2 separate regions of the Homo sapiens genome follow, and region 1 is linked to region 2. Evidence: chromatin contacts called from ENCODE Hi-C or POLR2A ChIA-PET data. All regions are on one chromosome and are shown on one strand. The core of a region is the stretch at or near the end of the contact, and the rest is flanking DNA. Distances in the headings are between cores, read along the strand shown. Region 1 overlaps HSD17B2 (hydroxysteroid 17-beta dehydrogenase 2). Region 2 overlaps MPHOSPH6 (M-phase phosphoprotein 6).

The links. Hi-C counts contacts between places; a loop is a spot of excess contacts on that map. ChIA-PET counts read pairs that join two places held with the same protein, here RNA polymerase II (POLR2A).
Region 1: a loop to region 2 is called in a map of Caco-2, with 2.3 times the contacts of the local background. The contact joins two enhancer-like sites. A Hi-C loop is called at or near these places in 1 of 168 maps with a recorded cell type or tissue (Caco-2). POLR2A ChIA-PET finds 5 or more read pairs at or near these places in 2 of 52 experiments (MCF 10A and PC-9).

Annotation. Positions count from the first base shown.
Region 1 is chr16:82,054,636-82,057,335 of GRCh38, forward strand. The region is part of intron 1 of HSD17B2 (hydroxysteroid 17-beta dehydrogenase 2); the gene reads left to right. The region is part of intron 1 of HSD17B2-AS1 (HSD17B2 antisense RNA 1); the gene reads right to left. Among named protein-coding and RNA genes, the nearest start is that of HSD17B2-AS1, 11 kb to the right of the region's middle. Within about 2 kb of position 1,361, at least 2 of the 41 ENCODE cell types and tissues checked have a DNase peak (open chromatin) inside an H3K27ac peak, as active enhancers do.
Region 2 is chr16:82,151,356-82,154,055 of GRCh38, forward strand. It overlaps MPHOSPH6 (M-phase phosphoprotein 6), which reads right to left. Exons shown (of 5, transcript NM_005792.2): 3 at 69-159. Among named protein-coding and RNA genes, the nearest start is that of MPHOSPH6, 18 kb to the right of the region's middle. RefSeq lists enhancers at 288-432, 1,229-1,523 and a cis regulatory region at 360. Within about 2 kb of position 1,381, at least 2 of the 41 ENCODE cell types and tissues checked have a DNase peak (open chromatin) inside an H3K27ac peak, as active enhancers do.

The sequences.
Region 1 (2,700 bases), core at 111-2,610, 97 kb before region 2:
GGCTCAGCCCTGCCCTATTCTTAACATACCACTTAGCCATTTCCACCAACTTGATTTCCCAACCTCCAGAAATGTTGCTTTCTCTTCCCACTCCCACTTCATCTCTTTGAGATGTCATTTTTTCCTCTTTCCCCACTAGTGTCTTTAGCAGAAAGGGAAGGGTGCTGTCCAGTAGAAATATTTCTATTTTTTTTAAAACCTAAGTCAACTCAAGTCACACCTTGGTTCAAAACTTTCTGATGATATCTCTCGTCACATTTTACAATAAAACTCATGGTCTTCCCCATGGCTGAAAGCAGAGTTTCTCAACCTCGGCTCTCTTAACATTTGAGGCCAGATGGTTCTTTTTGGTGGGGTCTGTTCTATGCATTTTGGGATGTTTAGCAGCTCTCTGGCCTCACCAGATGTCAGTAGCCCATCCCCATTTTTACAATCAAAAATGTCTCCAGACATTGTCAAATGTTCCCTGGGGGGGAACTGAAAATCACTGACTTAAAGGCCACATGGACTGGCCTTGAACTACTGCTGTAATTTAGCTCCTTTTATTCTCTTTGATTGTTCTGCTCTGGTTAAAATGGCCTCTCTGCTGTTTGACTGAGAATTATGTTCCTGTCTGAGAGCCTTTGCACCTGCTCTGCCCTGTGCCTGGTGCACTCTTCCGTGAACATGGCATCCTGGCACCCAGTCACTATTCTGTTGCAAACACCCATTCCCACCTGACGCCAATACATTTGCTTATTGAATGTCTCCCATGACCTCCTACAAGCTAAGCTTCATGGGATGGGGACTTGGATGGTTTTATATGTTGCCGTGTCCCCATGATGTAGAAGAGTACATGGCACATGCTCAACAAAGAGCTATTGAAAGAATGAGGTAATGAATAGGCAGGAACACACAGGATGGAGTAAGTAGCACATATGTGAGATGATTAAGAAATCAGCCCAAGTAGAATAGAAGGTATGTCCTAAGGTTGGGAAATGTAGAAAACTCCCCCACAGTGGGCAAATGATAGAAGTTATTGACATCCAGACAGCGTACTGTATCCACCATCTATCAGACAAGTGGGTGTCAGAGCAGGTTCATGAGCTGGGGAGAGATGTGGTAAGAATGGAGCAGAAATGAGAAGCCTGGATTCAACCGGAAAACCATGCAATAGAAGCGTGGATCCAACTAGAAAATAACACAATGCTCTGGTGTGAGTGAGGGTGGCGAATTGGTTTCCTCTGTGGTTGGTGAGGAGTACTGGAGTGAGTAGATTCTAAGGGAGAGGTGATTTGATTGAACAGTGTCCATGGTGGAATGAGAAGTGTAAGCTGGCCCAGGTACCAAGGGTTTGTCATCTCTGTTGTAAAGAACTAGGTCAATGGTGGTAATTAGCAATGAAACAGAAAATAGAAAACTGTAAATCACAGACATCTTGGATTTTATTCAAGTTTGGCAAGTTGCATCTTGTACCATTATATTTTGGAAGCGGCTGAGTGAGTTTTTGGTCATGTGTTGGCAAGAATGACATCCTGTCAGCCAGGAAGCATCTTTCCCATGAAAAAAAGGGACATTAGTAAGGCTGCCCTACTTAGATAAAACCTTAGATAATGATAAAAGGGACCTTGGGATAGTGGGGCAATTTAGTTGTATCTCTGGTTAGTTTTCTCTTTTTTGTGTTATGCTAATCTTAAGTAAATTTACTTTTTATGTAGTTGCTTAACGTGTTTTTACAAGTGTTACTTTACTTGTAGCAATTCTTGTGAAATACATGGTTGGAACATTAACAAAAAATTTCTATTAACCAAGCCACAGGAAAACATAGGAGAATGAACAAAAGAAGCCAGCCACAAAGAGGACCGATACCTATTTCCATCTATTTAAAACAAAAATCAGGTAAAACGGATCTATGCTGTTGTAAGTCAGGATCGTGGTAACCTGTGAGGGGTGGGGACAACTGGAAGGAGATACAAGGGAGATCTCTGGTGAGCTGTTGATGTTGTTTCTTAACCTTGGTGCTGATTAAGTTTCTCTATAATGTATAATACATAGCAGATTGGTAACCTCAAAAATGCTATTGCCTATTCACAACGATAGGTGAAATATACACTAGTCATTGATTCACGGAAGTTGACTATATTCAGAGAGAATGTGTTAGACAGGAAATACAAACAAACAAAAACAACCAACCAAACAAAAAAACAGGTGCCTTAGAATCTTATGGACGTAGGGTTCAAATGGCACCTCTGCTTTTTTACTTGAGTGAGGCTGGAAACTTTTTATATTCTTTCTGAAGCTTGGTTTCCTCACCTGTAAAATGGGAAAAAATGTGCACTTTTATGGGAGCCAATTGGAAGCTCTAAATAGCCAAAGCTAGAAGAGTTAGAGCAACACAACAAAGTAGTAAGCCATAATCCAAAGTATAAAATCAATATTCATGAGTCCAAACTGATATAAATAAGTGATTGAACTAATTAATAAGCGAGGGAGAAGAGATAAATCTCCTGTGCAGAATTCCAAATAATGTATAGAGCTATTCCACCCTAAAGAAGGAAGAGCATAACTCCCCACTTTCTCTTTTCTTTTCTTTTTTTTTTTTTGAGAGAGAGTCCCCCTCCGTCACCAGGCTAGAGTGCAGTGGCGCAATCTCGGCTCACTGCAAGCTCCGCCTCCTGGGTTCAAGCGATTCTCCTGCCTCAGCCTCCTGAATAGCTGGGA
Region 2 (2,700 bases), core at 131-2,630:
AGCCCAATTATTAGCAGAAAAAAATTCAATTGGAAAAATTTTTAATTTGAAGCAATTATATTTAATACCTCAACCTCAGGATTAAATCCTCTGAATGACATTCTTCCATAGAGAAGATCTTCACATAGTAAGAAACTCTGCTCTTCTATTATGAAACTCCTAAATGGGAAAATAAAAATAGCATTTCTCCATATATAAAGCACAGCAAACAAAAGCCAACACTTTGAATAAAAAAAATAATCAACCTATGGTTCTCAGTAGAATGAAGTAAAAATACAGTAAGATTTCTAACTTAGGGTTAAAAATAAAATCTGATTAATTTGGTCAGCAAAGGCATTAGGAGACAAGAGCAGCAAGCTAGAGGCACAGCCTCTCTTAAACACCACATTTAATTTGCATAAATATCTACATAATATAAAGATCTAAAGTATTGACAATAAACTTGAATTTGCCAAAGTTGAAGCAAAGTTTCTTTTGTGTTTACATCCCCTCACCATATTTTTTTCCAATTCTTTTTCAGAAAGGAAATAATATGTATGTAAAAATACACATACAGTATACAGTGACACACTACTCCAAATCATTTTAATAAAGTTTCTGGCATATTTTGTCTTTCGTTCTCAGGGATTTCAAAAATTCCATTCTCTAATTATCAAAGCAGCACATTTTAAGGAACGTAATTTGGAAAGCAGAATAAAGTATGAGTTTATAAACTGCCTGTAAGCTCCTTACCAAGAGGATAAAAAGGACTGTTAGTATATTTGAATATTTCCTTCCAGTCTTTTTTGTACTTGCATTTACGTTGATTCTTGAACACAGGTCTGAGCTGTGTGGTGCACTTATACACAGATTTTTTTCAAAAAATTTCAATAGTTTTTGGGGAACAGGTGGTTTTTTGGTTACATGGATAAGTTCTTTAGTGGTGACTTCTGAGATTTTGGCCCCCACCAAATTCTTATTACAAATCCAGGAGAAGTAGTGGGAAATCAGAGGCTTGAGCAGCTTTAACAGTGTTATCAGTCAGAGCTCTTAGCTATAAACACCAAAGGCTGACCCTGGATGACTTCAGCAGAGAAGGAATTTACTGTAAGAACACTGTAGGCTCTTCATTTCCAAGGGGGACTGGTTCCAGGACCCCTTGTAGATATCAAAATCTGTGACACAAAGAGCCAGCTGTACTGGGCATCTCAGAATCACCGGGAAGGCTGAAGGGGCAGAATTGGAAGACGGGCAGAAATAACGGTCGCTAGGTGGTTGCACCAGAACCAAAATCATGCTAGAGAATGACCCTAGGAAAACCACTGTTGCTGCTGACGGGGCTGAGCACGACACCACTGATGGCATTGGGGCAGGTTGCGTTCCCTGGACCAGGATGTTTCTGTCTGCAGCAGAATTTCTCTGCTGAGTCACCACCACATGACCGTAAATCCAAGGTGACATATCTATCTCCAGCCTGGCCATAAACCCTAAAGCATGGCAGGAAAGCAAACATGTGGCTTTTAAGGCTTGTTTGCCGGAGTAGGCTCTGATTCTCATAAAGATTCCCTTATGCAACAAACACTTATTAAACCAAACTGTGTGTATTAAATCAAACTGCGGAAACAGCCACCAGTAAAAGAGCCTCAGCTGGGCACAGTGGCGGATGCCTGTAGTCCCAGTTACTCAGGTGGCTGAGGCAGGAGAACTGCTCGCATCCCAGAAGTGGAAGTTGCAATGAGTCAAGATTGTGCCACTGCACTCCAGCCTGGGTGACAGTGTCAAACACTCACCTCCAAAAAAAAAGAAAAAAAAGGAGCCTCTGCTCTCCTGGAGGTTACAGTCTATAGAAAGAGGGGCCAAATAATGAATGAAACATGAAACATTTATATCACACAATGGATGAAAATAAAGCAGGTTATTCCATCCCTAGCTGTAGGGGAGTAATTGGTATGGAACTAGCTTTCCTGCACCATAATTATATAAAACAGGACAAAATATAAAATGACCATTTTCAGATAATGAACAAATCCAAGCATATGACTGTGATGCCTGAGAGAAGAAAATCAAATGAAGTAGACCCCATGAATGCGGAGCTTTCTGCCTGGAGGCAATTTCCAGATTGTGGAGCAGGGAGTGGGGGACTCACACAAAACCCTGTCTTGCTGAGCTTAAGAGACAAACTGTTTCATTGGGGCTTTAGTTGAAAAAAATAAAGGCACAAACTGAAGTTTGGGGTTATGGTGGTGGCTGGAATATCTGGGTGAGGATACCACTGAAAGGGAGCTACACTATGGAATTCAGGACCTGCATACTGGGTTCCCTTGAATCTTTGGCTGACCATGAAGCTGCACATGTGCAGGATGAGTCTTTAGACTTAGGGAAAAAGTAACTGCTGGAGAGATGATTTCTGGGAGAACACCTGCTGCATTAGCTTCCTGTGGCTGCTGTAACAAATTTAAGCTGACAAAATTGGTGGCTTAGAGCAACAGAATTTATGCTCCTACAGTTCTGTACAAAATCCAGATGTTAGTAGGCCTGGGATCCCTCCAGAAGCTTCCACGGTTACAAGGCCTTCTGTGTGTCAAATCTTCCTCACCTCTCCTCCTTATAAGGAAAAGTGATTACATTTAGGGCCCACCCAGATAATCCAGGATAATCTCTCATCTAAAGATCTGTAATTTACTCATATACCAGCAAGGTAAATTTTGCCACATAAGGTAA